Linked DNA regions of Homo sapiens: all the other regions are linked to region 2. The links are chromatin loops, found by intact Hi-C in ENCODE. Cell type or tissue: mammary epithelial cell. All regions are shown on one strand. Region 1 overlaps LOC107985590 (a long non-coding RNA gene). Region 2 has its middle 31 kb from the start of MCM5. Region 3 has its middle 14 kb from the start of MIR6069. Region 4 has its middle 6.5 kb from the start of MB. Region 5 overlaps RBFOX2 (RNA binding fox-1 homolog 2). Region 6 overlaps RBFOX2 (RNA binding fox-1 homolog 2).

Evidence for each region. A loop is a pair of places that touch in the nucleus more often than their neighbours do. Peaks named below come from ENCODE experiments on the same cell type or tissue, not always from the same donor. Only the 100,000 strongest peaks of a DNase experiment are listed, where the experiment ranks them.
Region 1: a loop joins it to region 2, with 24 times the contacts of the local background. A loop is called at or near these places in 106 of 110 quality-filtered maps.
Region 3: it touches region 2 in a loop (11-fold over the local background); 21 of 110 quality-filtered maps call a loop at or near these places.
Region 4: it touches region 2 in a loop (14-fold over the local background); 52 of 110 quality-filtered maps call a loop at or near these places.
Region 5: it touches region 2 in a loop (5-fold over the local background); 3 of 110 quality-filtered maps call a loop at or near these places.
Region 6: a loop joins it to region 2, with 4 times the contacts of the local background. A loop is called at or near these places in 25 of 110 quality-filtered maps.

Annotation. Positions count from the first base shown.
Region 1 is chr22:35,581,223-35,586,222 of GRCh38, reverse strand. All of the region lies in intron 3 of LOC107985590 (a long non-coding RNA gene), which reads left to right. Among named protein-coding and RNA genes, the nearest start is that of MB, 34 kb to the left of the region's middle. RefSeq lists a silencer at 2,893-2,972 and an enhancer at 2,712-3,213. In mammary epithelial cell, a CTCF peak has its summit at 2,978 (motif pointing right); no DNase peak of the experiment used is centred here.
Region 2 is chr22:35,428,253-35,433,252 of GRCh38, reverse strand. It overlaps a transcript of MCM5 not described here. Among named protein-coding and RNA genes, the nearest start is that of MCM5, 31 kb to the right of the region's middle. In mammary epithelial cell, a CTCF peak has its summit at 2,259 (motif pointing left); a DNase peak (open chromatin) is centred at 2,152; H3K27ac peaks cover 483 bases.
Region 3 is chr22:35,348,438-35,353,437 of GRCh38, reverse strand. No RefSeq gene overlaps it. Among named protein-coding and RNA genes, the nearest start is that of MIR6069, 14 kb to the right of the region's middle. RefSeq lists enhancers at 261-320, 821-960, 264-1,139, 2,271-2,390, 1,957-2,465 and 2 more and a silencer at 2,491-2,610. In mammary epithelial cell, CTCF peaks have their summits at 1,103 (motif pointing right) and 2,526 (motif pointing left); a DNase peak (open chromatin) is centred at 2,467; H3K4me3 peaks cover 749 bases; H3K27ac peaks cover 414 bases.
Region 4 is chr22:35,621,313-35,626,312 of GRCh38, reverse strand. It overlaps a transcript of MB not described here. Among named protein-coding and RNA genes, the nearest start is that of MB, 6.5 kb to the right of the region's middle. RefSeq lists enhancers at 2,777-3,071, 3,730-4,245. In mammary epithelial cell, a CTCF peak has its summit at 2,840 (motif pointing right); no DNase peak of the experiment used is centred here.
Region 5 is chr22:35,836,787-35,841,786 of GRCh38, reverse strand. The region is part of intron 2 of RBFOX2 (RNA binding fox-1 homolog 2); the gene reads left to right. It also overlaps the pseudogene RPL41P3. Among named protein-coding and RNA genes, the nearest start is that of APOL5, 120 kb to the right of the region's middle. In mammary epithelial cell, a CTCF peak has its summit at 2,776 (motif pointing right); DNase peaks (open chromatin) are centred at 1,226 and 2,756; H3K4me3 peaks cover 3,515 bases; H3K27ac peaks cover 4,130 bases.
Region 6 is chr22:35,915,694-35,920,693 of GRCh38, reverse strand. All of the region lies in intron 2 of RBFOX2 (RNA binding fox-1 homolog 2), which reads left to right. Among named protein-coding and RNA genes, the nearest start is that of RBFOX2, 110 kb to the left of the region's middle. RefSeq lists an enhancer at 3,638-4,317. In mammary epithelial cell, a CTCF peak has its summit at 2,861; DNase peaks (open chromatin) are centred at 2,833 and 4,883; H3K4me3 peaks cover 131 bases; H3K27ac peaks cover 2,651 bases.

The DNA of each region.
Region 1 (5,000 bases), 150 kb before region 2:
GAGGGATTAAGGGAGATACTTTGAGTGAAGTCCATAGTGCAGTGCCTGGTGCACCAAGTGCTCAGAAATGTGAGTGTCATCATCACGATTCAACAGTGGCACGCAAAGATGACAAAGACCTGGCCCGAGTTATAACTGTGAGGCCTAACATGGAGGGAGGCACTATCTGAAGCATTTCCTAGCAGTGGTGTCACCTAATGGAAGGCAATGATCTAGTATGGGAGATGGGCACATAAGACAAGCATTGGAACACCCTGGACAGGGTCTGGGAACACAGCGGGGGGGAGAGAAAGGGGGAGGAGGGTGATCTTCCTGACCCCGCAGGGGAGGGGTGCCTGGGAAGGCTTCCCCGGGAGTGGCACAGCCATCTGGAGAGATGAGTGGGCAGAGAAACTTCTAGGCGGCCAATAGGGGCTGGAGGGAGCACAGGGTCTGCAGGGGACAGCAGGTAGCTCCATGTAGTTCCAGGTGGCTGGAACTCTGGTCTCTGTGGACGCAAGGAAGGAGATGGGGAAACAGACTCATGTAATGAATGGGGTGGGCCTTGCCCGTCACAGTTGAGTGGGCTTTCCTGTGGGGTGGGATCAATGAGCAGGAGGGCCGGAGGAGGCAGGGACGGACAGATTTGGTGGTAGGAGTTTCCTCTGGGTACAGGGAGGAAGGAGTGGAGGCAGGGAGGCCAGTGGAAACACAAGGCCAAGCAAGGGATGGTGAGGTCAGGCCCAGGGCAACAGGTATACGAATGGAGGGGATGAGGTGTGCCCCAGAGGGGAAGGGGGAGCTGAGCAGAAGGTGGGGAGGGGCAGAGGAGGGGAAGAGGGCGGTGGCTCCTGCCCTTTCCAGGTCCTGGCCAAGTCTCCACTCCTTTCCAGGGAGCTTTCCCCTTCCCTCCTCTCCCTGACCTCAGATGCAACTACCCCCATCCCTAAGATAACACCAAAAGGGCCGGGCGCAATGGCTTAGGCCTGTAATCCCAGCACTTTGGGAGGCTGAGGTGGGTGGATCACCTGAGGTCAAAAGTTCAAGACCAGCCTGGCCAAACATGGCGAAACCCCATCTCTACTAAAAAATATAAAAAATTAGCAGGGCGTGGTGGCAGATGCCTATAATCCCAGCTACTCAGGAGGTTGAGGCAGGAGAATCATTTGAACCTGGGAGGTGGAGGTTGTAGTGAGCCGAGATCACACCATTGCACTCTAGCCTGGTCAACAGAGCAAGACTCCGTCTCAAAAAAAAAAAAAAAGAAAAGAAAAAGAAAGGATAATTCCAGATAGGCATGAGATCGTGGGAACTCTTCGGCATTCCTGCATTACAGCACTTACTATTTCAATGGTGGCTACCATCTATAGAGCACTTACTATATTCCAGGTAACACACAAATACACACACACACCCACACACAAAACTTCGTTTTAACCTCACAATAGCCTAGCAAGGTAGGCACGTGGCTCCTGTTTTACAGACGAGAATCTGGAGGGTTGGAGAGGCTAAGTAATTTACCAAAAGTCACATGGCTAGTCAGAGAAAGTCTGGGTTTCACTAAATTAGCTAATCAAAAGTGCTTATACTAGTGCCTGGCATATAGTAGGCACTCAATAAATGTTAGCCACTCCACAATTTTTTTGCAGAGATAGGATTGGGCCGGGCACGGTGGCTCACGCCTGTAATCCCAGCACTTTGGGAGACTGAGGTGGGCGGATCACCTGAGGTCAGGAGTTCGAGACCAGCCTGGGCAACACGGTGAAACCCCGTCTCTACTAAAAATACAAAAAATTAGCCAGGCGTGGTGGCGGGTGCCTGTAGTCCCAGCTACTTGGGAGGCTGAGGCAGGAGAATGGCGTGAACCCGGGAGGCGGAGCTTGCAGTGAGCCAAGGTCACGCCACTGCACTCCAGCCTGGGCGACAGAGCAAGACTCCGTCTCAAAAACAAAACAAAACAAAAGAGAGATAGGATCTTGCTATGTTGCCCAGGCTGGAGTGCAGTGGCTATTCACCTGTGTGATCATGGCACACTACAGCCTCTGACTCTTGGGCTCAGGTAATCCTCCTGCGGAGTAGCTGGGACTACAGATGTGCACTACCACGCTCGGCCCTTCCGCTATTTTTGCTAACATCATCAGCTAGATCTGTCTGGCTGCAGAGCCTATGGCCCTCTGGGGGGCCACTTGAATTTATCTTGTCCGGTTCTGAGAGTCTGTCATCTGTTTATTTGCCCCACTGGGCTGTGGAATCCGGCAGAGCAGGGACCAGATCTGGTTGGTCTGTGGGTCTTGAGCGTCCCTTATGGGGAAGGCCCAGAGTGCATGGTCAGTGATGGTTTGTTGATGGAATGAACAATGTATCAAGTTCCTATGCCTCTTAGAATCTTGGGATTTCTCCAGCCATGTTTGTCCCTTAGAATGATGGAATTTCATTAGCCATGTTTGTTTCTAAGAATCCTGGGGTTTCTCCAGCCATGTTTGGCCTTAGATCATGGGATTTCTCTACGGAGGAGCCTTGGTGATCATCCAGGACACTCTGTCTCTTACCAGCCTTCTTCCTCCCTTCCTCAGGCACTGGCCCATAATCCAGCTCCTACTAGCCATACCCTCCTCCTTGTCCCAGGCCAGTGCCCCCTACCCATCCCCAGACCAAAACTGGAGTCTCCACGAAGAGCTCACTTGTCTTGTCCTGGCCTCCCAGTGGCTGGACAGACTCCCTGCTAAGGCTCAGGGCAAGCCCCACCTCCCTGCCAGTCCCTCCAGCCACCTGCGTCTGCCCCTGACTGGGCTGGGGTGTGTCGGTCTCCTCTCTGAACCTCTGTTTCCTCAGCTGCAAAATGAGGAGGATCATTTCGAACACTTTTAGCTCAGCTTTGTCAGTTTGCTACCGGGGTCCAGCTGGGTGGAGGATGAGGACCTTATGTATTACTATCTCCCTGCATCTCTGTGGGGTACCTTGCGGCTCCCGGGGGAAGCAGCATGTCTCTTTAAGGCCACTAGATGGCACCAGCGTGTCACCCGTCTCCCTGCAGGCTGACCTCAGGAGGAATTCCACCTGTGGGATTACACCCTAAGGACCACAGCCACCTCCCTCCTCCCACTGGCAGGAGCCCCTGAAGATCTGCCAGTGGGCGCAGGCAGGATGTGCAGGAGTTAGGGACAGGGGTGGGGGTCAGACAAATTTGAACTGGGGAGTTCTGAGCCAGGCCCTGCTCTTAGAGAACATCCTGGCTCTCTGCTTAGCAGTTAGTTCGCTGGTGACCCTAGGCATTTCATAGCACCCCTTTGAGACTTCAGGTTCTTTCTCTGTGAAATAGGGTACCAAGTCTCTTCTCCTGTGCATCGTGGAAACTGAATGATACTGGGCACGTAAAATGTCCATTCTGCCTCCGGGCACAGAGCAAGCTTCCACAGCATTAGCTGCCACACTAGTTATTAGTGTTACTTTGTAATTTAGTATTACGTCTCAGAATCTCCTCTGGGAGGAGCCTTAGGCAGGATGCCCAGAGATCTGGGTCTGCAATGGACTGTTCTCTCACTGTGTGACCTTTGGCAAGTCATTTCCCATCTCTGGTCCTCGGCTTGGCCTCCACCAGCCTCAAGAGGCTGGGAGTATCATGGAAAAATAAGGGCTTGGGAATCAGACAGACTTGGGTGTGAATCCCACCCACTTCTCCTCTTCCCAGCTGTGTGGCTTTGGGCTGCTCTGATAATTCCCTAATGATTTGTGTGACTATTTATTCTAAGTCTGTCTTCCTGGTTCTCTAGTACGTTCCACGAGGGCCAGGCTCATGTCAACGTGGCTCACCTACATAAACTCAACACTCAGCTCAGTGTCTGGTACGAGTAGCTGCAATAAACAAGGGTGATTCATTATCAGCGTTACTATCACTGTATACATTCACTCAGCAGCAGCAGCAGACCCCGTGTTCAGAGAGTCCTCTGCACTCTTTTTTTTTTTGAGATGGAGTTTCGCTCTTGTTGCCCAGGCTGGAGTGCAATGGTACATCTCGGCTCACCACAACCTCCAACTCGCAGGTTCAAATGATTCTCCTGCCTCAGCCTCCCAAGTAGCTGGGATTACAGGCACCTGCCACCATACCTGGCTAATTTTTGTTTTTTTAGTAGAGACGGGGTTTCTCCATGTTGGTCAGGCTGGTCTCCAACTCCTGATCTTAGGTGATCCACCCGCCTCGGCCTCCCAAAGTTCTGGGATTACAGGTGTGAGCCACTGTGCTTGGCCCCTGCACTGTCTTAATAATCCTCATCATTACCTCTGTTTTATGGATGAGGAGACTGAGAGCCAAGGAAGTTAGGTCATTGCCCAAGGCCACACAGCTACAAAGTCACAGGCACTGGGGTTGGAAGCTGAGCTCCATGACAGCCTTGTGTGAACGGATGTGGCAAGCTGAGTGAGAGTCCTCCAAAGATACCCACGTCCTAATCCCCCAAATACCTGTGAATCGTACCTTATCCAGCAAAGGGAATTCTGCAGATGTAATTAAGTTAAGGATCTGGAGATAGGGACATTATCCTGGATTGGTCAGGTGAGCCTAATGTCCCCACAAGGATCCTTCTATGAGGGAGGCAGGCATGTGGCAGTAGGAAGAAAGAGATGAGATGACCAGGCATGGTGGCTCATGCCTATAATCCCAACAGTTTGGGAAGCCAAGGCAGAGAGATCACCTGAGGTCAGGAGTTCGAGACCAGCCTGACCAACATGGTGAAACTCTGTCTCTACTAAAAATACAAAAATTAGCTGGGTGTGGTGGCATGCACCTGTAATCCCAACTACTTGGGAGGCTTCAGCAGGAGAATCACTTGAACCCAGGAAGGGGAGGTTGCAGTGAGCCGAGATAGCACCACTGTACTCCAGCCTGGGCAACAAGAGCAAAACTCCATCTCAAAAAAAAAAAAAAAAAAAGAGAGAGAAAGAGATGAGACTGAGGAAACGGGAGAAAAGACCATGTGATGTGGGAATGAAGAGAGCATTGATTCTATCTTGAAAGACAAGGAAAA
Region 2 (5,000 bases):
TGCAAAGGGAATCAAGGGGCCAGGCCCAGTGGCTCATACCTATAGTCTCAACACTTAGGAGGTGGAGGCAGGAAGATCACTTTGAGCCCTCAAGCTTGAGGCTAGCCTGGGCAATATAGCAAGACCCTGTCTCTACAAGAAAATTAAGAAATAAGCCAGACATGGTGGTGCATGCCTGTAGTCCCAGCTACTCCAGGAGCTGAGGTGAGAGGATCCCTTGAGCCCACAAGGTTGAGGGTGCAATGGGCCATGACTGCACTACTGCACTCCAGCCTGAGCAACATTGTGAGACCCTGTCTCAAAAAACAAAGAGGATCAAGGATGATGGGACAGAGACAACCTAGGGGGTTCACCTGGGCTCCACCATCTGCCCCCGAGACACCTGCCCCCAGCAACTTTTACCCTCCCAGCTCTCCTGAGTGCCTGATTTCCTGGTCTCCCTCTAGGACCTCCCATCTCTAGCCTCACACAGCGCTGCCTGGCCCCAATCCCCAACCCCCTCCACTCTCCTCCAGCCTCTCACCCACCACCCCCCCGCACACACACACACAGAGCCAGATGAGGCTGGACCAGGCTGGAGTTGCCGAAGGGGCTGAGCAGATGGCCAGGGCCAGGGACTAGATAGTGACTGGGAATTATTCACCTGACTACATGGGCTGGTGTTAAGAGTCTGGGCCCTTGCTTTCCTCCCCAAGGAAGTTGGAGGAGATACTTCCAGACTCCACGCAGCAGCTCTCTGGTGCTTCTCCTCCCTGCTCTGCTCTACTGACAAGGAGCACGTTCTGTGTGGGGGCCGTGAACAGAACCGTCACACAGTACTTGAGCTCCCAGGGTGAGGCGCTTATGTAACTGATGCCTGCCTGCCACCTGTACTCCCCGCTAGACCCCCTGGCTTCATCTCAAAGCACAAGGCCACCCCGGTACCCACACACCAGGCCTCCATGGGGTCCCATCTCTTGAAATATCACAGAGCACTTGTTCTTTCTCACAAGGCTCTTCATGCTGGCGCTGACGTTCTTTCTGGATCTTTCTCCCCCAAGCAGGAAGAAACATGCTTTGTTCTCTGTATTCCCAGTGTCCCGGAAACCTGTGAATGCTTGGTAAATTTAGCTGAATGAACTAAAAGTATCAATAATAATAGAAACCCATAGAGAATGTAACAGGCACTAGTCTAAGAGCTCTGCATACATTCATGCATTTAATGCTCACCTCGCCCTTTATTGTAGGTACGGTCATTATCTCCATGACACAAACGGATGAATCAACAAATGCCACCACGTTCCTTCTGGGGAAAGGCACTGACCCGACAGATCAGGCCCATCACCAGGCATAAAGTGAGAGGGTGCCATGCTGAGTGTCCTCTATTATACCACCAGAAGCAGGCAGGGTGTTTCTGGAAGGAGGGCCCCCTGGAGGAGGAGAGGCACAGAGGGAACTGAAGTCTGGGTCGCTGGAGAAAACAGCCCCTTCAACTCTAAAGGAGTAGCTGGGCCTGAAGCTGGGGGGTTCCAGGAGCCAAGATCCTCAAACTCACCCATGAGTTTGAGTTTGACAGGGATGGCAGTGGGAACCTTAGGGCTGCGTGCTAGAAGCTGATGGGTTCCAGAGACCGAGTCACCCAGAAATCCCATCTAATTCTAAGATTTGATGAGTCCTATATCAGGAGGAGACAAGACCCGAGAAACTATCACTGTGGTCACCTCCAGGGTGGCTGGGGACGGTCAGAGAGAAGGGGGACTGGTTTTACTTTTGTCTTTTCACCCATGCGCTACCCATACAAAAAATAATACACGTGTATATTTGAACTGAATATTTCTAAGAGTCTAGCCTTCTAAGCCTCCAAGATTATTACAATCATTCTGAGATCCAGACTGATTCTCAGAGACTGCTGGCAAAGATTCGGGGGTTGGGCATCCGTGGGTTTGGACCCCGGCTCCGTGCATTTCTGTGCCTCAGTTTCCTGGTGTGTAACCCAGGACGAGGATACCCACTTCCGCTGGAGCATGATAACGATAACTCAGGCATCCCCCAGGATCTGTCACGCAGCAGAGCCTTTGTCCAAACAAAGCCAGTGGTGAATGCCCAGAACCAGAGGATCCTCCAGGCAGCGTCTGGGCTGCTGAGTCTGAGCCAGGGAGTTTCCAGATTCCCAGGGTAGGAGGCCGGGAAGTCCCTGGGAGCGCCTGGAGAGCTGGCCCTGCAGGCCAGGCCGGGTGGGTGCGGGAGGCTGCAGCCCCGGGCCTGGTGCTCTGGCGCCCCCTCATGGACACTGTTCTCCTCGCACCCCTGGGACAGCTGGAGAGGAGTGCCCTCATTCATCAAAAAAATTCTCCTGATTATTCAGGGTTATTTTTTTTAAAAAGACCAAAGCTAGAGACAAGGTAAGAGTCCCCACTGGTCCTTCTGTGTCCTGCATGGAAATACGACTGAAAAAAAAAAAAAAGGCTGGGTACAGTGGCTCACGCCTGTAATCCCAGGACTTTGGGAGGCCGAGGCAGGTGGATCAGGAGGTCAGGAGTTCCAGACCAGACTGGCTAGCATGGTGAAACCCCATCTCTACTAAAAATACAAAACAAAACAAAATTAGCCAGGCATGGTGGCACGCGCCTGTAGTCCCAGCTACTCGGGAGGCTGAGGCAGAAGAATTGCTTGAAACTGGCAGGCGGAGGTTGCAGTGAGCTGAGGTCGCACCACTGCACACTCTAGCCTGGGCGACAGAGCGAGACTCCATCTCAAAAAAAAAAAAAAAAGTCCCCACTGGCTGGTTTTGGGGCTCCAGGCCCAAAACACAGCATTAAGTGTTCAGAAGCTTTTGACACCTTTTGAGACACATAATGATTAACTACAGGCACTCCTGCCCAGCGGGCACCAGGTGCCCACTTCCTGGCAAAGCTCTTGTTATTTCACTGTATCTTCCTATACTCTCACTATACTCAGCCCACACTATTATCAATCCTCTTAACATCTGGGGGAACAGAGACCCAGGAAGATAAACTGAACTCAGGGCACACAGCTGGAAGTGGTGGCATTAGGTGTCACACTCAGGCCATGGACTCCGTCACCCTGTGTAAGGAGCAGTAATTTTCTCTCCCATTCTCTGCAGGCCCCTGAAAGGTACCATGCTCAATACCAGTGAACGCTGTTCAGCCCAACCTGACCACAACTCTTCCAGATGGGCTTTTATTCCCCCCATTTTTAGGGTGACCAACGGGTGTGCCTAGGGCTGAAGGGGCTCCTGGGATGCAAGACTTTCGGTGTTAACACCAGAAAAGCCCGACCCATTTTACAGACACGGAAACTGAGATTTGGAGAGGGTAATATATTCCACAGCTATTGAGCATGGAGCCCAGAAGTCTTGCTCTAGAATGAGGCCTACTGGCTGAGAAGCACTAGGCTGAGCTGGTTCTCTAAGGAAGAACAAAAAATGGCTGGGCACGGTGGCACAGGCCTGCACTTTTTGAGGCTGAGGTGGGCGGATCACCTGAGGCCAGGAGTTTGACACCAGCCTAGCCAACATGGTGAAACCCCATCTCTACTAAAAATACAAAAATTAGCCAGCTACAGTGGCGCGCGCCTGTAGTCCCAGCTACTCGGGAGCCTGGGGCAGGAGAATTGCTTGAACCAGGAGGTGGAGGTTGCAGTGAGCCAAGAGAGCAAGCCACTGCACTCCAGCCTGGGTGACAGAGCAAGACTCCATCTTAAAAAAAAAAGGAAGAACAAAAAACAAGGGCAGGAGGGGTGAGGAGGAATGGCAGGAGAGAATTCTAGAATCTCAGAGCCCGGAACAATCAATCTTGAAATCTTGAAGGCAATAATATCTCCTAAGAAGACGACCCTTGGTGGCTCACCCAGATCCTTCACTTCTGCCTCTGAGACATTGAGTCATTTCCTCAAAGTCTTGTAGCCTCAATTTCTCATCTGTAATTTGGAGATAATAACCTTAGGACCTAGCATTTCAAAAAGATTTGGCCGGGCACGGTGGCTCATGCCTATAATCCCAGAACTTTGGGAGGCCGAGGCAGGTGGATCACCTGAGGTCAGGAGATCAAGACCAGCCTGGCCAACATGGTGAAATCTTGTCTCTACTAAAAATACAAAAATTAGCCAAGCATGGTGGCAGGCACCTGTAATCCCAGCTACTTGGGAGGCTGAGGCAGGAGAATTGCTTGAACCTGGGAGGCGGAGGTTGCAGGGAGCTGAGATCATGATACTACACTCCAGCCTGGGAACAGAGCAAAATTCCGCCTCAAAAAAGAAAAAAAAAAAAAAAAAAAAAAAAAAAGGTCAAAGAAAAGAACTGGGAATACTGGCATGCGCCTGTAGTCCCAGCTACTTGGGAGGTCGAGGCAGTAGGATCGCTTGAGGTCAGGAGTTCAAGGCTGTAGTGCACTGTGACTATGCCTGTGAATAACCAGAGCTGGAGGATTCCAGACCAGACAATACAGAGAAACCCTGTCTCTAAAACAACTAGTAAGTATGAAATAGGTGGTGGTGAGCCCTGAGTAGGAGCCGGGGAGAAGTCTCCCTGACCTGGAAGACCAAGCCCGCCAACAGATGCTGGGTTGCCTCTACCTGACCACGTGCAGAAACAGGGAGCTTACTACCTTACAACACAGCCCTTCTGTTAGAGCAAGCCAATGTGTGTAGGTTTACATACGTCAATAGTAGGTTTTTTACGTATGTAAAAAACTATCTACATATGTAGATAGTTTACATATGGAACACTGAAAAAGCCTTTACCCTGGGCCTGGTGGTGTTCTGAGTGCTTTGGGGCTGTTAACTCCTTTAATCCTGGCTGGTGCAGTGGCTCACACCTGTAATCTAAGAACTTTGGGAGGCCGAGGCAGGAGGATCGATTGAGCCCAGGAGTTCCAGACCAGCATGGGCAACACAGTGAGAACCACCCCCATCTCTAAAAAAATAATAAAATAGGCCAGGTGCAGTGGCTCACACCTGTAATCCCACCACTTTGGGAGGCCAAGGTGGGCAGATCACTTGAG
Region 3 (5,000 bases), 80 kb after region 2:
CTGAAGCTTGGGCAGTTGTTTCCCTATCGCCGCTGGTCCTGGAGGGGAGATAAACCCGGGGTCCTGCTTCCCTCTCTTGTAGATATTTGAGTTTCTTTCCTCGTATTTCTTTCCTTTTTGGAAGGAGGATTATGGAATTTGGGGGTTGATAGGGCAGAAAAGCAGAGTGCAAAGGGGCCTTACGCTCTCTTAAATCAAGCCGATTAACAGATGGGGAAACTGAGGCCCAGAGAGAGGAGAAGGCTTGCTCCAAATCAAACAGGAAGTCAGTGTCTGTGCACCGCTGGAAGCTCGGTTGGCTGACTCCTGGGCCGTGCTTGGACCTGACACAGGGGGCCCCAGGAGTCCCCACCCTCCACCCTGCACTGACTTCCCTGTGCTTGTGCGTGGGTGGGGGCTGCTTCCTCCCCGGGCAGGCTGGGCTGGCACACAGAGCCTCCTGGGCCCCTGCACCAGGTAGGGAGGCAGTACACTGGTCAGGGCAGGCCCCTCCCCTCCCTGGGCCTCCACTTCCCTGTCTGCACATTTCTCACCCGCCTCAAGAGGTCCAAGTGCCCTGCCAACCTGACTCTGACCCACTGGGGATTTGGGGCCCTGGTCAGCTTGGGTTCCTTCCCTCTGCTGGCCAGCCTGGTCCACGGTGCACAGAGGGTGCAGGGCCAGCCTGCAGCAGGGGCAGGAAGACGTCACGGGAGTCCTGAGTCAGAGGCAAGGGGTGAGGATTCGGCCCGGCGAAGCTGCTTCCTCCAGTCTCGCCCTGTACCAGGGTGGGTGGAAGTGAAACCTGCCAGCTTACCCGCTTGGGTCTGCTCTGAAAAAACAAGCGGACATGGGGACCAGGAGAGCAGCCCCAGCCCAGCTCCCAGCACCTGTATCTCCCTCCACTCTGCCGGCACCCCTGCTCGCTCCTGGTCCCATGGCTAATCCTTGGATCTAAGGCTAGGCTGCCCTAGGATGAATCTAGCCACCCTCAAACTCCCACTAGGGCAGGGGGCAGGGGGCAGGGAGTGGAGGCGGGTGTTTCATGTGGCAGCCCCTCTGAAGACACTGTGGCCACCTGCGAAAGAGCAGTGTGTCTGGGAGAATGGACCCAGGGCCTAGAGGGCAGCAGAGGGCAATACAGGGCTGCTTCGTCCCTTTGAATTCATACGTTGAATCTCTAATCCCTAGTATATCAGAATGCGATTGTATTTGGAGGTAGGACCTTTAAAGAAGTGCCAGGCACTGTGGCTCACACCTGTAATCCCAGCACTTTGGGAGGCCGAGGCGGGTGAATCACACGAGGTTGGGAGTTCGAGACCAGCCTGGCCAACATGGAGAAAACCCGTCTCTACTAAAAATACAAAATTAGCCAGGTGTGATGGCGCATGCCTGTAATCTCAGCTACTCAGGAGGCTGAGGCAGGATAATTGCTTGAACTGGGAGGCGGAGGTTGCAGTAAGCCGAGATCGCGCCATTGCACTCCAGCCTGGGCAACAAGAGTGAAACTCTGTCTCAAAAAAAAAAAAAAAAAAAGTGATTAAGGTACAATAGGTACAATAGATCATTAGGTGGACTCTAATCCTTGATGAATGCTGTCCTTATAAAAATGGGACTTTTGAACATAGAGAGATGCAGAGGGGATATGATGTGAGGCCCCAGGGAGAAGATGACCATATACAGCCACGGAGGGGCCGGAAGGAACCAACTGAACAGATGGAGTCCACGTCCTTGATGTTGAACTTCAGCCTCTAGAACTGTGAGAAAGAAGATTTCTGTGTCTAGGGGCCTGTCTGTGGGGCAGGGTGGTGGCGGTCCACGCGGAGAGGGTGGGAGGCACTGGCAGGACGGGGCAGTGGTGGCAACAGAGATTGGTTTCTGCGGGGATGGGGGGAGAGAAGGAATGAAGGACGGCGGGAAGCAGGTTTCTCACTGCTGGAGAAGGGAATTAGACATAGGGGAAGGGCGGAAAAGAGAAGGAATCTGTGGTAGAGCTGGAGTTACTGGGCGAGCTCATGATTTGTCTACACGTGGAGACAGAAACGGCAATGCACACGGATCTGAGCGTGTCGGCTGAGAAGGCGCGGGAGCAGGGGGCCCCAGCAACGGCACACCGGGGCTCTGTAAAGAGAGGGAGGGGACCGGGCTCACTTTTGCCCACCCAAAGCTCCCGTAGCTGAGCTCCCAGCTTGTCTCACCAAATCCTCCCCACAACCCTGTGAATCGGGACGTTTAAGAAGATCTGAGGCTTCCAGAGATGAAATCCCTTGTGTAGTCCCACAGCAGAGCCCGGCGGTGAAGCCAGACCCTCGGACTCCAGCTCCCAGCCCCATCACCATTGTTACTCAGCCCCACCAGTCAGAGGGCGTGTGCGCGTGTGTGTGTGCACGCGCGCGCCTGTGAGCTCGCGCGGGGCAGGAGCGGGCAGGAGCCGGCAGCACCCGCCCCTTTCTCCCGGTGTCTGTACCCGGGAGGGGCTGATTTGGCCGCGGTGGACTCCACCCTAGTGCCCCGGCAAGCCCTGTACATGCAGTGCTACTGCCATCTCGTGGTCGCCTTGAAACACTGACCCTGAGCAGGGGCCGTAGACCGTGCTCAGGACTCAGAACTGGGCCTACCTCCAGCCACCTTGGAGCGGGCAAAGGCTTCCTAAAGCGCCTACCGAGAGCCCGCAGAGCCCAATCCAGGAACGCCAGGGGGACCCTGCCGTGTTGCCAGGATCAAGACAGCCCTGACCCTCTTAGGGTTAGCAGCCCAGACCAGGAGGAAAGACAGACACAGTCCTTTGGTTCTCTCCCAGTGGGGAGTAGGGACAGACGTTATTCTGGAGCTGGGAAGGCAATACCAGAGGCAGAGCAGGGGTCCCTAGAATTACTGAGGAGTCTGAGGGGCAGGGCTCTGAGCCAGGTGTCTGGAGCAGAGGCCATTCTGGAAGGGAGCAGGGAACCATCCGTGACAATAACAACATGTACAGAGCATTGTCTACATGGCAGGTGCTGAGTTACTTGTTGGCTCAGTCAACCCTAACAACCCTATGAGGCAACGAGTGTTATCTGCCCATTTTACCAGTGAGAAAACAGAAGCACAGAAAGGTTAAGTAATTTGCCTAAGGTCACACAGCCCAGAAGTGGCCGGTCTGGGAGGTGGGTACTGACACTAGGGCAGGAGGTGGAGGGGTCGGTGTCCAGGCCCAGGGTGGGATCGTGGTGGCCCAGGGGAGCCAGGAGGGAGAGGGCTTGGTGGAGGCTCTGCAAAAGGCTTCCTCAAAGGCAGGCCTGGGGCTGCCCCCCAGGCGCCCTTTCCCCTGCCCACCAGCCCCTCCCAGCTCCACTCAACCCCTCCCCTCCATGCCCCCGGCCCAGCGCCTTCCGATGTAGCTGGGCCCAGCGGGAGCGGCGGCACCTCGTTAATCCTGCCCTGTGGTGCCAGGTGGAGGCCCTGCTCCTACCCAAGGCTCCCACCAGACAGCTGGCCCTCATTTTCTTGGGGCCAAGACTTCCTGCAGCTGTAAAGTGATCCCGCCCAGGCCTGCAGCCTCAGACAGAGCCTGCTGCCAGGGAACCCAGCCTGACTGCACTGATGAATTCCCGCCAGCGCCCCCCCCCCCAGCCCCCATGCAGCCCCAGCAGCCTTCTCTCTGAAGGAGGCCTTCAGGCAGCCTGGAACTGTTCCAGCCAGCCAAGCCGAGACCTCTGCAGGGGCCACCTCCTGCCTGGCATTCAAGGCCCTTCATGGCCCAGCCCACCCCATCTTACCTCAGCAGCCTTAGGCCGTCCTCACAGAGAGCCTCCTGGCCCTGGGCGTCCCGTCCCATCTTCTTCTTTTCACAGCGTGAAACAATGATTGAGTTTATGTCTGTCTTTCTCGTCCCTTTCCCTCCCACGTGACCCCACAGGGCTGGCACCTGGCCGCTTCACTTCTGTCTGGCGGGCACCTAGCGCTATGCTGTGTGCAGCTGGCTCCCAGGGGATGCACCCACAGGGAGGAATGAACAACCTGGCAGTTTTCACCCTTAGCACCTGAGGCCCTCCCAGCCCTGGGGGCCTTCTGTGGAAGTTTCCTTGGGTTTCCCAGCTAACACAGGGGAGAGGAGGCCTTGGCTTTGATCCTTGTAAAATCACAACTCCCCTCTAAGAGGTCCCCAGTTAAGTAGGGAGAGAATGAGGGAAGCAGGCAGTGGGGTGTGGGTGGGGCAGGCAGGTGAGGCAGCAGTGAGGAAGGTTGGGGGTCCCAGTCTTCCATTACTTAGTGTATGACCAGGCAAGTCCCTTCCTCCCTCAGCCTCAGTTTCCCCATTTGTAACTGGTGGCCAACACCATTGACCCCCTGGGGCTGTTGTGAGGTACTGAAAGGGCTGGGCCAGGGTAGGGCACCTGGCAGGAGCTCACAGATGCCCTGGATGTGGCAGAGGGAGCTTGGCCTGGACCATGAGCATCCTGATGGCGGCAGGGCCTCCCCCTCCCCTGCCTGGCACCAGTGTGCCTGCCCCCAGCTGCTTTCCTTGCCCCAACTCCATCTTGAGGGCTGGGCTGGGCCTGGTCTCCTGTATGCCCAGCTCCAGACCATACCTCAGATGGCAGGTGCTGCCTGCCCACTGCCCATGGGAATCAGTGGCTGCTCACACAGACCTCGGCCCTCTCCCAGGAGCCCAGGACCCTGTGGACCCAATTGCTTTGGCCTCACACCGTTCCCCGACCGTGTCCTGGGCCAGGAGGCTCCAACATGCCTCAGCAGTGACTCCCAGGGAGTCTGGCCTAGAGATCCCACACCTGAAAAGGTGGCACCCTAAGACCTGGGGCTCTTGAGCTGCCATGGAGGGAAGAGCTGACCCCCTGCACCTGACCTGGGGCCCAGCGTCTGGAACTGTGTGCCATGTCTTCCCAACTTAGCTTTGGTGCCTGGAAAATGGGGAGGATGCGCTTCTGCATGAGGAAATGCTGGCACATGACAACTGCATGAGCTTCCTCCTCTGAGCTGGGCGGCTCATGGAGTCCTAGTCTCCGCATCTATACATCGAGGAC
Region 4 (5,000 bases), 190 kb before region 2:
TTAGTGTGATGTTTCTAGGACAGCAAATCAGACCATGGCTCTCCCTTGCTCGGAAACCCTTCTGTGGCTCTCCCTGGGGACACGCCCCCACGTCTGTGGCTCCCAAGGCTGTCCATGCCTGGCCTCTGTTTATTTCTGTAATCATCACTCTCCCCTTCACTTTTTCCACCACGGAAACACCAAAATATTTATGCGTCCTGCATAGCATGCTATTTTATGTCTCCTATGATAGAAATCGCTCATTTTCATCTAATATACCTTCCCCACTTCTTTCTAAGTAGTAGAAACTCCAATTTTTATCTGGTGATGTGGCCATGTAGAAATAAAGACTACATATCCCAGCCTCCTCTGCAGTGAGGTACGGCCATTGGATGCGCAGCAAGATAAAGTATTAATTACAACTTCTGGAAAGTGTTCTTTAAGATAGGGGCACAACCTTCTTCACCCCTTTCTCCTTCCTGCTGGTTGGAATGAGGGCACGATGGCTGGAGCTCAAGCAGCCATCTTGGATGAGGAGGTGAAGGCCATATGTGTAACATGACAGAGCACTAAGGTAGATTGAAGCTGGGTCCCCGAGACTGTGGTGTGCCATGTCAGCTCTGAATCCCCTGCCTCTAGACTTCTATATGAAAGAGAAATTAATACTCTCTTGCTGAAGCCATGTTATTTTGAGTTTTCTGTTACCAACAACCAAACCTAGTCCTAACACACCAACTTCTATGTCCTTGAATGTTTTGATCCTTGTACTTGGAATGTCTTTTCCTCACTTTGCTCCTAACAAACTCCCATTGATCCTTCAAAACCTTGCTCGGACATCACCTTCTCAGTTACATGTTAATTCCTTGGTGGAATTAATGTTTCCCTACTCCATGATTTCTCTCTACCTTATATCACAGTGTGCAATTATTGAGCACTTACTATGTATCAGGCACCATGCTGGGTGCTCCCTCTTTTAATCCTTACAATGATATTTAAGATAGGTTATTCTTTTCAAAATCTCCACTTTATAGATAACAAAAGCATAGACCTTGGAAAGTTATGATACTTTTCATGGATCACAAAAGTAGTGCATGGTAGGGCCGAGTCCAGGAGTCTCATTCCAAAGCCTTTAGCCCTATGCTGAATGACCTCGATTATTGCCCTTATCAGAAAGTACTGACAACATTAGGTCACACATCCCTCCCTCCTACCACCTCTCAATGCTCGGAGGCCAGCCGGTGTCACCTTAGTCCCCCCAGAGCCCAGCACGGAGCCTGGCACACACCAGGTGAGCATGAGTGCTGTGGAACGTGACTATCCGTTCTGAGCCCCCAAGTCCTTGTCTTGGTCCTTGTGCTTGGAATATCCCTTCCTCACTTTGCTCCTAACAAGCTCCTATTGATCCTTCAAAACGCTGCTCAGGCATCACCTGAGCCTGGCACATAAAGTTCTTCCCAGTAGGTGTCACCTCCCACAGCCCCACTTGCCCCACACGTCTCTGGCAGGCTTTTGCAGCACTGTTTGGTACCTCTGCTTAGAACACTCTGCAGAACGCTCCCTCATACGTTCACATCCAGGCCAGCCATCACCTCTGAACAAACTCCTATTGATCCCTCAAAGGCCTTCACCTCCCAGGCCTAGGCACTGCCTTCTCACCCTTCCAAAGCCTTTGCTGAAATGTCTGCTGCGTTCCAGATCCCACTGAGGTATCTCCTCCACTGGACTTTGAGTCCCTTGAGAGCAAGGACCATGGATACCTTATATCACCGTGAGCAACTATTGAGCACTTACTGTTGTTAAAAAAGTTTAACCTCTAGCCGCCTCCTTACATATTTTAAGTTGGGCCTAAAAGTTTTTCTGTACATCATGAACTATAACAAGTGGAGGTATAGACAGACTATAGCCTACACTGTGCCAATCACCGCATTTTGGCCAATCAAATGCAGCCAACTGTTCGAACCATGTTCAGATAAACCAGATGCCAACCTGTAACCAATCCAGCTGTTTCTGTACCTCATTTCTGTTTTCTGTATGTCACTTTCCTTTTTCTGTCCATAAATCTTCCACTATTTAGCTGTGGAGTCTCCAGACCTACTCTGGCTCGGGAGGCTGCCCTGCTCGCAAATCATTCACTGCTCTGTTAAACTCCTTTACATTTAATTTGGCTGAAGTTTTTCTTTTATCACTATGTATCCACCACATTCAGTGCTCCCTTTTTCTTAATTTTATTTATTTATTTATTTATTTATTTATTTATTTATTTATTTAATTTATTTTTAGAGACAGGGTCTCACTCTGTCACCCAAGCTGGAGTGCAGTGGTGTGATCTCGGCTCGCTGCAACTTCTGCCTTCTGGGTTCAAGCGATTCTCCAGCCTCAGCCTCCTGAGTAGCTGAGACTACAGGAGTGCACCACCATGCCTGGCTAATTTTTGTATTTTTAGTAGAGACAGGGTTTCACCATGTTGGCCAGGCTGGCCTTGAACTCCTGACCTCAAGTGATCCTCCCTCCTCAGCCTCCCAAAGTGCTGGGATTACAGGCGTGAGCCACTGCGCCTGGCCAGTGCTCCCTTTTTCAGTCCTCATAGTGACATTTGAGGTAGGTTATTCTTTTCAAAATTTCCATTTTACAGATTTAAAAAAAAGCGCCCTTGGAAAGTTATGCCACTTTTCCTGGATCACAATATTAAAAGATCACAATTCATCTTCTAATAATTTGGCAAGCCATCCATGGTCTTCTAAGCAAGGCGCCATGAATATAACGAATATAGAGACAGAAAAAGACCCCTCCCCACTGGCTGGGTTGAGGGACTGGAGAGCCCAGATGGAAGGGCAGAGGTGCAGGCTTTTTTCCTTGTTGCCACTAGATGGCAGTAGGGCACCCGTTGTCAGCCCTGGGGCAAGGTCACCGACTGTCTTTGCCTTTGCCTCCAGCAAGCCAAAACCCTGGGCAGACTCAATCCAAAAATAAACAATCAAAGAGCATGTTGGCCTGGTCCTTTGCTAGGTACTGTAGAGCAGGTGAGAGAGTGAGGGGGAAGGACTCCAAATTAGACCAGTTCTTAGCCATGAAGCAGAGACTCTGAAGCCAGACTACCTGGGTCCCAATCTTGGGCTTGGTATTTCCTCGCTGTGTGACTCTGGGTAAGTTACTTAACTTCTCTGTGCCTCAGTTCTCTCAAGTGTAAAGTGACGCTTGTAAAAGTGTCTCCTGCAAAAGAAAGGGCTGCTGGGAGGAGGGGTGTCCCTGGTGTGCACTAAGTACAATATGAGTTTGTGGCTTTTATATTCCTGCCTCTGAGGCACTCACAGGGTAGAAATGGGGAGAAGCCAGTCCAGACAGGTGCACCCCAAAGCAAGAGAGATGAGAAGGCTGCACCCATGCTGGAGCCAGAGTGGGGAAGAGGGCACATCTGCTGGGAATGGGTAGAGCGGGGTGGGAGGAGTCCTGGCAGGGGAGCCGTTCCTATGCAATGGGCCTTGAAGGAAGGGGAGGATGGGTGGATGTGGGGTTAGGTGACTGTGGAGGCGGGGCTGGTCTCTGTCCAGGTGACAGGTGGATGGTGGAGCTGGAGGAGCCACTCGGAGCCTCCAAGGCTGGGGAGGGTGGAGGGGGGAGGCAGGTCGGTGTCCCAGGCCACACCTGTTGACTAAGGGATTAGGATGTTGTGTCCCTGCCAGCCCTCCTCCAATAAGCCCCTCTGGGCCTGCAGGGAGAGGAGGAGCCTTGCCATGTAAACTGTATTTTTAGTTCCCTGTGCCTCTCCCCGGCTGCTATAAGACACCTCTCCCCACCCCCAGCCCTGGCCGCTTGGCTGGAGGCTCTGCGAGGACAGCTGGGGAGAAGGGGAGCTGTGGTCAGTATGATGGATGCTGAGGGGCTGGAGAGGAGCAGCCCTGGTGGGTGGGTTCCTGGGAGTCTGGAGCAAGCTTGGGGGTTCTGCTGCCCCATCAAGGGCCTTGAGCAGGTCCTGCAACTCCCAGGCCTCAGCCCTGCTCTGAGCCCTGGCCTGGCGCTGGTCCAGGAGGGTAGACTCTGCCAGGGAGGCACAAGCTAAGCTGGGGGTGGGGTGGGAGGGCCTGCTGGCAGGAGGGAGGCACTGCCCAGACTGGCCTCCAAAGGCTGGTTCCCAGAAGGAGGAGGAAGAGAGTAGTGAAGATCGTGGGGAGTCCTGGCTTTGAGGAGCCAGAGTTCTCCTTCTTGCCACATCTTTGATCTCCCTTGGTGGTGTCTTAAGCCCAGATTTACCAAAGGGAATTGTCAGCTGTCCAAGGGCTAGCAAATTCCTAGGTCACCTAGATTGGATTTTCTGACCATAAAAACTGTGGGCCAGGTGCACAGCTGCCTGAGGGGCTCAAACCTGTGCAGGTGGGTGCTGGAATCCCCTTTGCTATAGCGTTCTCTTTGTGTGCATGTGACCAGAGGTGAGAGTGGCTGGAGACCGAAGATGGCAGAGCCCGTCTTTCTCCACCAGACTGAGGCCCCCGACTTGCCTTGCCTGGGGAGGGTGCTCAGTGGAAGTCCTGGGATGTTCAGTCTGGACAAGAAAAGTCTTGGGTGAGCCTGCTCCTTCTCTTGTGAGGCAGACTCAGCTGGGCCTCTATATCCCCAAGGAGCAGGCGGAGCTGCCGCAAGGAAGTGCACGTGACATGGAGGCATCTTTTGGTTCGACATAAAAAAGGATTTTTAAAGCTTTAGGTAGTGAGCTCACCACTCCCAGGAGTATTCAAGCAGATGCCAGATGATGATCTGTAGGGAAAACTATGTTTAGTGGGAAATTGGACAAAATACCGTTGAAGGCCTCTTTTAGTCACAAGATACTATGGCCCTATAATTCTAGATTTCTCTGCTTCTAGCTCTCTATAAGTCTGGAATCTAGAACCCAAGTTTCTCCGGTGCTGAAAAGTTGAAGACTTTGACACTCTAGAATTTTAATTCTGGGATCTCAAGATTCCAGAATTGGGAGCCTTGAGGATGATTCTACAAGTCTCAGTTTTGGATTCAAAGGATCCTGTGATATG
Region 5 (5,000 bases), 410 kb before region 2:
TTTTTAAATGGAGAGCTCGTGTTGTTAGCCGTGGGCTTGTAAAAAATAAAAATAGATAAAAATTAAAAATGGGAAGCTTAATTTTGGAATTAATCTTTTTAACCTTTGGGTAGTCTTTTAGAAAGTATATCCTAAAAATACATAGCATAACTAAAATATCTCATAAATCCTTCAGAATGAGCTATTTATTAGAATGCTGTAAAAAATTAGAAAATCTTAATTTTATGAGACAACTGATAAACTCATCATTTTATAAATTGTTTTATTTGAATGTGTGATAATATAAAATAGGGAAATTATGAAGTTTATATTCAGAGGTTAAAGATTTTTCCAAGATCACTAGTAAAGGGCAGAATTAGACCAACTTCTGGACTGAACCACATCTTTGATGCATTTTTTAATTATATTATTTTAATAAGAGAACTTTAAAGAAACTCTTATTGTCAGTATTCTCCTAAACCTGTAGCTACAGCATTCTATAACAATTACTATTTACAATAATGACACAAATTTCTAGGGTATATATAAGAAAGGATTTACCTTTTTCAATAAAGGCTGAAACATAGAAGGCTGGAGAAAACAAAAGGTGAATTTTCAGTTAACCAAAATTTTATTGAAGCTGGAAGCCTTAAGCAAATTTGCATGCACCTTTGTGTATCTCTTAAGTTTCTTAAGCAGTCATATTTGTAGACACCTTTTTCAGAGTCTCCAGGTATTTTTTATAGTAGGAAAAAAATCATTTAAATTACCTCTCATTACCTGTGTCCTCTCTTTTAGTCCTTTGCTCTCACTAGGCTGGTTTGGTCTTCCAGGACAAGCAAGTTCTTGCATATTCCTGTTCCTTGAAAAACCTTCCAGTTAGTGGTCATGTAATAGCTTTTCACTTCTTCACATCTTTCTTGTTAAATCCACTGCATCTATAAACTGTACATCAGTAAAAATGTTTTATTAATATTAAAAATAATTTTGTTTCATTTCTTATTTGACATTCATGGCTGGAATCTCTTAAATCTGTATGAACTATAGTAAGCTGCTATGAATGCTTCCAGTGCTATATAATTAATTCCATCATCGCATCCTTAAAATATGCCAGCACATGGCGCTTGCCCCTCCCTACCTCCTCCCCCCTACACACACACACACACACACACACACGCACACACGCACACACGCGTGCGCACAGCGTACACCAAACTGCCATTCTCCAGCAGGCCTGCTTCTGGAGTTGGGAGATGTCAGCCTGCTGGGAGGGGGTGGGGGGAGGAGGAAGAGGTGGGGCTCTACTCTGATTAATTACCTTAGGCATTCAGGGGTGGGGCTTCCTTCAGCCATCTGCCTGAGATATGGGAGGGAGCTGGAGAAAGAAGGAGGGGGAGAGACTGCCAGAGAGGAAGAGAAAAGAAAGGAAGAAACATTAGAAAGAAAAAGGAAGGAAAACGGTATAAAGAGAGATCAATTACCCACCCTTAAATAGCTAGATTGGGGGGGGAGGGGGGTGGAAAAGAAAGCTGTGGAGGTGTGCCCCAGCACGGCTGCTTTGAAAGGTTTATCATCTATCCGTTTGGTTTATGGAGAAAAAGAAAATGGTAACTCAGGTAAGATTTGTGCTTCCTCGGCATGTTTCTTTTCTCCTCTCTGGGATCTAAATAAAGGTTTGAGGGTGGAGTATAGTAAGAAGAGTTTTAATCATTATTGTCTTCTTAGAACAGACCAGATTTATTGTTATCAGCTGAAAAGTCTGTGTCTGTTGAGTCCGTTTATGTGTGTGTTATGTATCCGTATCCTTTCTTCCCCCTCCCTCAACTCCATAGCAGATTCCTGTTTCCTGTACTGTGCAGCTGTAGCTCAGGAAAGACCCTGTGGGGATTTGTCTACCTCTTTGTCTTGGTTCTGAGAAGAGGGAGGGAGAGAAAGACTGCAGAGGTAGGAAGAGATTCTTGTAGACTGCCAAAAAGAGGGGAGCAGGATTCCTTTTAAGAATTTCAGAAGAATTTGTGTTATAGGGAAATCTGATTCCTTGTTCACTTTGGTTTCTCAGGATTGGCTATGGAATTGTAGTTTTGCTGTTACTCTAAACTGCTTATTAAAAATGAAGGTTAGAAAAGAATGTTTCATTTTCATGCCTTTGTTACTGGCAAAGAAAATTTTCAGTAGGAGCATTCAGGTGTGACAGAGGCAGGTAGAGCCCTCCTTGACAGGAGAACGAATCTGAATGTATAAATCACAATCACACAGGCTTTAAAATACATTTGAAGGAGAGAGAGTAGGAAATGGAAGATACCTCTCCTCCCTCTGTCTCCCCTCTCGTTTTTCTCTCTTCTCTTCTCTCTCTCCCACTCCCACTCACTCTCTCCCCCAACCCCCTCAATCCCCCTTTCTCTCCTCATCCTTTTCCCCTCTTTCTCCCTGCCTCTTTTTGGTTATGCCAGGCAATATCTAATCTGCATTTTAGCAAGTCATTCCTGACAAATGGAAAGGTGAATGCTCTTCCACAGTTCTCCCTGGCAAGGCAATTTTTCTTGTTAGCATCCTTCTGTACGCTCCATTACCCTTTTTCCTTTATGTATAGGTTAAGAGGAAATGATGAGGCTCTGATTTATCAATGAGAAATCATTTACACTGTAGGACATTCAAATCCTTTAGTCTCAGACTTAAGATCAGTTTCACTCCAGGTTTCTATGCTCTGTGGAAATTTCATCACTGGACAGTGCTTTCCTTTTAAGGAGGTTGCCCTTTTTTTGTGTTCTCTCTTCTCTTCCTCTCCCAGTAACCACCGGAGGGCGAGAGAGCCAGCTAGTTATCAGGATGGAGGCATCATTTTAGGAGCTGGAATCCTGTTTAGTTATATAATGCCCTGCAGTGCTGTTTGGAAGGAGGGAAACCTGTAGGGATATTTTCCCATTGGGACCCAGAGGAAAGAAGTTTCAAATATATCTTTTCAAAGTAATTTTTCACCAAATCTGAGTTTAGAAAATTTCAACAAACTCCTTCCTCTTTTGGAAAAGCGGAGAAGCTTTTGAAATGTTTCTCTTCCATGTGTTATCCCCTCATCATCAGTCTAATTACCTCTTTTGAAATACTGCTTTATGCTCTCGGCCTTAGCGCCATTTTTTTGGAAACCTCTGTGCCATGAGAGCCAAGTGGAGGAAGAAGCGAATGCGCAGGCTGAAGCGCAAAAGAAGAAAGATGAGGCAGAGGTCCAAGTAAACCGCTAGCTTGTTGCACCGTGGAGGCCACAGGAGCAGAAACATGGAATGCCAGACGCTGGGGATGCTGGTACAAGTTGTGGGACTGCATGCTACTGTCTAGAACTTGTCTCAATGGATCTAGAACTTCATCGCCCTCTGATCGCCGATCACCTCTGAGACCCACCTTGCTCATAAACAAAATGCCCATGTTGGTCCTCTGCCCTGGACCTGTGACATTCTGGACTATTTCTGTGTTTATTTGTGGCCGAGTGTAACAACCATATAATAAATCACCTCTTCCGCTGTTTTAGCTGAAGAATTAAAAAAAAAAAAAGAAAAGAAATACTGCTTTATTTTTTAAAAAAAATTTACATAAAAGATAAATCCTGTTTCTGGATTCTCTTTTTGCTTGGGAGATGATACTTGCTTAACCTTAGAGCCCTCATTCAATTTTTATTAACTGGCAATATTAGAGGGTAACAGCTCTCTTCTTGCTTAGCAATTACTGAAGGCTTTTCAATGACTTGACTTTTCATTATTTATTTTTTAAACTAGTGAAAGAATGATCTAAAATGGAAATTTTTATGATGAGTTTTCTATTGCCTCTTGGAACATTTCCCCTTAGTTTCTAGAGGAGCTGGTAAGTGTAGTGTGTGTGACCATTAAGTTAGAGTGCACATGCTTATGCACACTTAATATTGTGGTCGTAATAATTAGTATTTAAAGAAGCCATAAGTTTAGGAATGAAGTAGAAGAAATAAATGGAAACTGGAAAGAGAGATTCTGGGGTGCTTAATAATTCTAATAATAAAATCACCTGTTTTATCAGGATGTGCTAAATATTGAAGAAAAGTTATGAGTTTTTGCCCATCCTGAAATTATACAACTGGCAAGGATAGAATATCAAATTTGTGAATTTTCAGTATTCCAGCGTATTTGTTTTGTTGTATATACTTTCTGTGTTAATGTAATGTACATAGTTGTTAGTAATCTAGGGGGAAAACAATCAAAGGAAATAACCAGCTGGGCCAAGTCTTTCATTTGTCCTGTGGTTGTGTTGTGTTGTGCCTGCGTGTGTGTGTGTGTGTGCACATGTGTGTGTGTGTGTGTTTGAGCCAGACATCCAATCCCAACATTTGATAATGACCTGTCACATAAGCTTTCTCAATATAGAATGTCTATACTGGTGGTTAGGCCTGGGTTTTCAAAGTTAAACGGTTTATTACAATGTAAGAGCGATGTATGGATGTGTTTTCACTGTTTTGCTACTTAGGTTCTTTGCATCTTCAGATGATACCATCTCTGTAGTCCCCAGTTTCCATTGCTCAGCTGTTGGAAAAGGGCTTTCAGTGAATGACTTTTTCATCATACCATATTAGATCCTTGTCAGTATTTGCACAGTGTATGCGCTTTATTATTACATATGCTCTACTTTTATAGGGCCTGTTTTTGTTTTAATTATCAAACTACTCTGTCATTTATAGTAAGTAATCAGTGCTCTGCTAAAAAGCAAATGGCAATTTAATCACAAAATTCTAATATAGCCGATAGACATGCTTATGTGATACTTAAAACGTTAATTTTATCGGCTGTTCATGTGTATGTTGTAGGAGTATTTCACTGAGATCTCTTATTTTTTGGGCATATAGACCAGATTATTGCATCTCATATTTATGAAAATAGCAATATGGAATATGAAGGAAAGATAAATCATTCTTGTACTATGTGTAAAATTCGAAAAACAAAATTGCAAATGACTTCAACACTAATTAGTAAAAAATAAATGTTTAGCCAAACTCAAATTCAGTTATA
Region 6 (5,000 bases), 490 kb before region 2:
TAATTCTTGCTAAAGTCCGTCTTGTTTTGATTTCATGATATGCTTTTAGGAAGAATAGGATACTGAGTGCTTTGGTACTATGGGTAAACAATTTGTCCAGAGTGGCTTAAAGTATAAAATTAAGGCAGTAAGCAGATTTTGGTTGAGAAGGGGACATGGAACTGGAAAGGCAATACTAAACATGTTTGAGGTTAAAGTGAGCCCAGAAATAAGAAAACAAATTGAAGTAAAAAAGCCAAAGTATCAGGAATAGACTGGGATCTGTGAGTTAGATGGGTTAGAACAAATAGGAATACTGATGGTGAACAATTTGATGGCACCAACAGCCTGCTTTTATTGTTGGCTTTTTGACATAGAGGCTGAGCTGCCGAATGACAGCATGAGAAAAACTGGGCATAAGACTTCCATAAATAGCAGTTATTATTTATTGAGGACCTTCATGACCAGGCATCATATTAATCATTTAATTTTTATAATAACCACATGCAATTAGATACATTAGTTTTCCCCATTTTACAGCAGTGGAAACTGACAGTGACATTTAAAGTAACTTGGCCAAATGCTTTGATTGGAACCAAATTAGTTAAAACTCCCAAACCTGTGCTTTTATGCTGTCGTTTATCCTCATTCTTTTTTTCATGGTGTGGCAGGTGTTTAGCCACTATTCTGTGTATATGTATTGTTTTACTATGTGAGCTGGGACAGAAGGAGACTAGGTGTGTAAGAAAGGACACTAAAGTCCACTAGAGTGGAGGTGGACTTGAAGAACAAAACAAAACTAATAGCCCAGTCGTTTTCGTAGGAAAGGTGTAAACCTGAGCTAGATAGTGCAGTGAGCAGAGGATGGGAATAGCAAAGTGAATCATTGATAGGAAGGAGCAGGCAGGCATTTGGAAACAAGGGATGGCTAGAAGAATCAAAGTTCCCTCATTAAAATTTCCTTCCCAAAGGAGGTGATATACTCTCCAAGGGCACTTTAAAACAGCTTTATTGAGATATAATTCACATACTGTACAGTTCACCCATTTAAAGTGTGTGGCTTTTAGCATGTTTACAATCATTCAGCCATCACCATCACCACAGTCAGTTTTAGGACATTTTTAGTATTCCACAAGAAACTCCATTCCCCGTAGTTATCACTTCTTTTTCTTTTTTTTTTTTTTGAGACAGTCTCACTCTGTTGCCCAGGCTGGAGTGCAGTAGCATGATCTCGGCTCACTGCAACCTCCGCCTCCCAGGTTCAAGCTATCCCCCTGCCTCAGCCACCTAAGTAGCTAGGACTACAGGCGCATGCCACCTGCCTAATTTTCGTATTTTTAGTTGAGGTGGCATTTCGCCATGTTGGCCAGGCTGGCCTTGAACTCCTGACCTCAAGTGATCCACGCGCCTCAGCCTCTGAATCTGCTGGAATTACAGGCGTGAGCCACTGCTCCTGGCCAATCATCACTTCTTAATTCCTCTATGCCCACTACTTCCCCAGCCCTATGCAACAAGTGGTCTCCACTTTTCTACAGATTTTGCCTATTCTGTATACAGTTTATATAAATAGACTCAATAGAATATGTGGTCCCTTGTGTCTGGCTTCTTTCACTTAGCATAATGTTTTCACTTAGCACAATCCATGTTATAGCAGTACTTCATTTTTTAATTGCTAAATAATACTTCATTATGTGGATATACCACATCTTATTTAATATTTTTTTTTTATGGTGGGAAAACATGTTTTTATGTTGGGAAAAGAAAGGTGAAGAGACTGAGACAATAAATAGGATTATTTTCCTTAATTTAAAATGGGAGGAATAGGTGACTACTATGAAAACCAAGGCTATCAGGCTTTCTTGAGGAATTGCAGCTAAAGGCCTAGGTGACAGGACAGTTGGCATCTGCTGCTTCATGAATTGTTTGTAGCAGAGTGGCAGCTCTTTTGACCCGAACACGTGCAGTATTCAGGGAGCTCATTGTGTAAATCTTGTGTGTTGGCCAGCACCATTGCCCCCTACAATACCTCATGGGGAACTGGAGAGGCCTTTGCTGATCTAATCTGGATACATTTCCCTCAGTTACTGCAGCTCTGGGTCCCCAGAGAGTCCTCTCTAAAGAGCTGCCAGTTTGTTGAGTGCTGGCATTTGTAAGATTATTTCTTACTATATGATTCGTCCAGTGAAGATGACACCCATTTATGAGGTCCTGATCTATTAAGCAGAAATAGCAACCATCATTCCTGTGTTTTTGGAATGAATGCTGACTCTAGGGCCCCTGTATGCTTTCTCAGCTGTAGAGTTTGGAGGGCTCCTTTAGCAAGCAAACAATGTGCCCTTCTGGGTGCCAGGTGACTTTACTGTTGTTCTGTTGATTCCTGTTAATTACTTTCTTGATTTAATCTCCAAGGAATAGAGATACCTTCATAAAATGAGTGGTATGGCTCAGGATGTAAGTCTTTTTAATTTGTACACCAGAAATGTTGTGGATGGCTTTCTACTTTGCCAGAACTTTCAGTTTAGTTTAGAGAGTGAATTGTAATCATTTGTCTTGATACCCTGGCCCTTTGGCATGTCAGCCCTAACACTGAAACAAGAACTCTGGGTAGAGGACATCAGCTTGGCCCTCAGTTCCTGAGCCATTGAATGTCAGCGCTACATTTAATCATATCACCCCCGTTTTACATTTGGGGAAACTGAGTTCCAGAGAAGTTAGATGACTTACCAAATCCATAGTCTTATTTTCTTATAGCTCTTGCTAGTGGCAAAGCTGAGTCTGTGATATTGAGCCTTCATTCTCAGTGGAGTGCTTTTTTCCCAGTGCAGAGCTGTTTCCTGAAGAACATGTACTGTCATGACCAAGGAGTGGCCAAGCCCTGCTGTACTCCATCAGCAGTGCAGGCTTTAAGGTGTATTTGAGAGTTTGACAGATTGCGATTGTGATGATGAAAATTTATAGGAAAGAGCAAGAGCACTGGTTTGTGAGTTTGCACGCCACTGACTTACAGAACCCAGCCCCTTCTGGCCTCCCCTTCTCCCAGCCTCCCGTGCAGTGCACTGTGTCCAGTGAGTATCTTCATGACTACGTGATTATAATTCCTTGAGAGCCCCATGTCTATTTGCTAAAAAATAAATATGTGCTGCTACACTAACCTAACAAGCAGTCATCTTGTAGTTCCTGCCTGAAAATGTTTGATCATGGTTGTCAACTCTATGCCTGCTATAATTTTTGCCTAGCATAATGTGAAGAGAAAAGATAAAAATCCTTCTCTCACTGTGCATTTTCACTGTCCCCTCCCCTCATTCTTAGTGTATAGAATTCCAGAATGGGCCTTGCTTTCTGACATTTTCCTGCCCCATGACCCTAACAGATCTATTCAACATGACCCTGACGGCTGAGATAGATCTAAACCCAGCCCCTTCACAGTGGAACACTTAAGCTGGGTAGTAGTTCCATACTGAGACCCCTTTCAGTACTTTCTCTTCCTCCCCTTCTTTTTTGTTGTGTCTTCCCCTACCAACATGAGCTCCTTTTTAGGGAGAAGTTGTATCCTTCACTCTTTTCCCCCATCACCTAGGAGTTGCTCAATATAGTCATTAAATAAATTTTGGCATTCTCATGCTGTTTACCATTCATGATGGGATGGGTAAGATGCAGGAATGCTAATAAGGTTGTCAGATGGCCGTGTTATTCCTTTATAGAAGTTGTTTTATGGTCCTTAATAATAATTTATAGTACCAGGTACTATTTACTGAATGCTTGCTATGCATCAGGTATTGTGCTAATGCACATATGCACATACCATCCACTTTTCATTACTCTTTTTTTTTTTTTTTAAATTTTTCAGATAGAGTCTCTCTGTGTCTCCCAGGCTGGAGTGCAGTGGCGTGATCTCGGCTTGCTGCAAAACCTCCTGCCTCAGCTTCCCCAGTAGCTGGGATTACAGGCATGAGCCACCATTCCCAGCTAATTTTTGTATTTTTAGTAGAGACGGTTTCATCATGATGGCCAGGCTGGTCTCGAGCTTCTGATCTCAGGTGACCCGCCCGCGTCAGCCTCTTAAAGTGTTGGGATTACAGGCATGAGCTACCACGGCCGGCCCACTCCTCATTACTATTAACAACCACTCTCCTGGCTGGGCACGGTGACTTGTGCCTGTAACCCCAGCCCTTTGGGAGGCCGAGGCAGGCAGATCACATGAGGCTAGGCGTTCAAGACCAGCATGGACAACATGGCGAAACCCTGTCTCTACTAAAAATACAAATATTAGCCGGGTTTGGTGGCCCATGCCTGCAATCCCAACTACTTGGGAGGCTGAGGCACGAGGATTGCTTGAATCCGGGAGGCAGAGGTTGTAGTGAGCCAAGATCATGCCACTACACTCCAGCCTGAGCAACAGAGTGAGACCCTGTCACAAACAAACAAACAAACATGCAAACACCCATTCTCTCTATAAGGTGGACAGTAGAAGCCATATTTTACCAATGAAGAAACTGGGCTTTAGAGAAGAGCAAGTCACAGAGCTGGAAAGTGGTAGAACAGGCATTTAAATCTAGGTTAGCTTGATACCGAAGCCTATGTTTTTAGTAACCATACTGAACCTCCTTGAGTAGTTAATTTGCTGAGCATTACTGTGAAAGAGAGCTAAGTCACTTATGTTCCCTAGGATTTATAAATGAGACATCTGTGTTAGCACAGGGCATTAGTAACATGATTTAGATTAAATCTGGCTTTGGGATTAAAGAATAGAGACAAAGAGGAGGCATACGGAGCCTCTGCCACTTAACTTCCTGGAGCTGATTTGCTTGTGCTCAGTATTGAGGAATCTTTCCTCTTTGAGTGAGTGTAGAGTGGTTTTGGGTCATTTGTAGTCTACACAGTTTCTGAGAGATGATCTGTCCAGCAATTCCAGATTGTTTAGGGTGGGCCTGGGAGAGGGTATGGCTTACTCCTCGTTTCTGGTGCCGTATTAAGGTGAACTAGAGCTGATTCATGTACTGGTTGAGACTGTAAAAGGACTT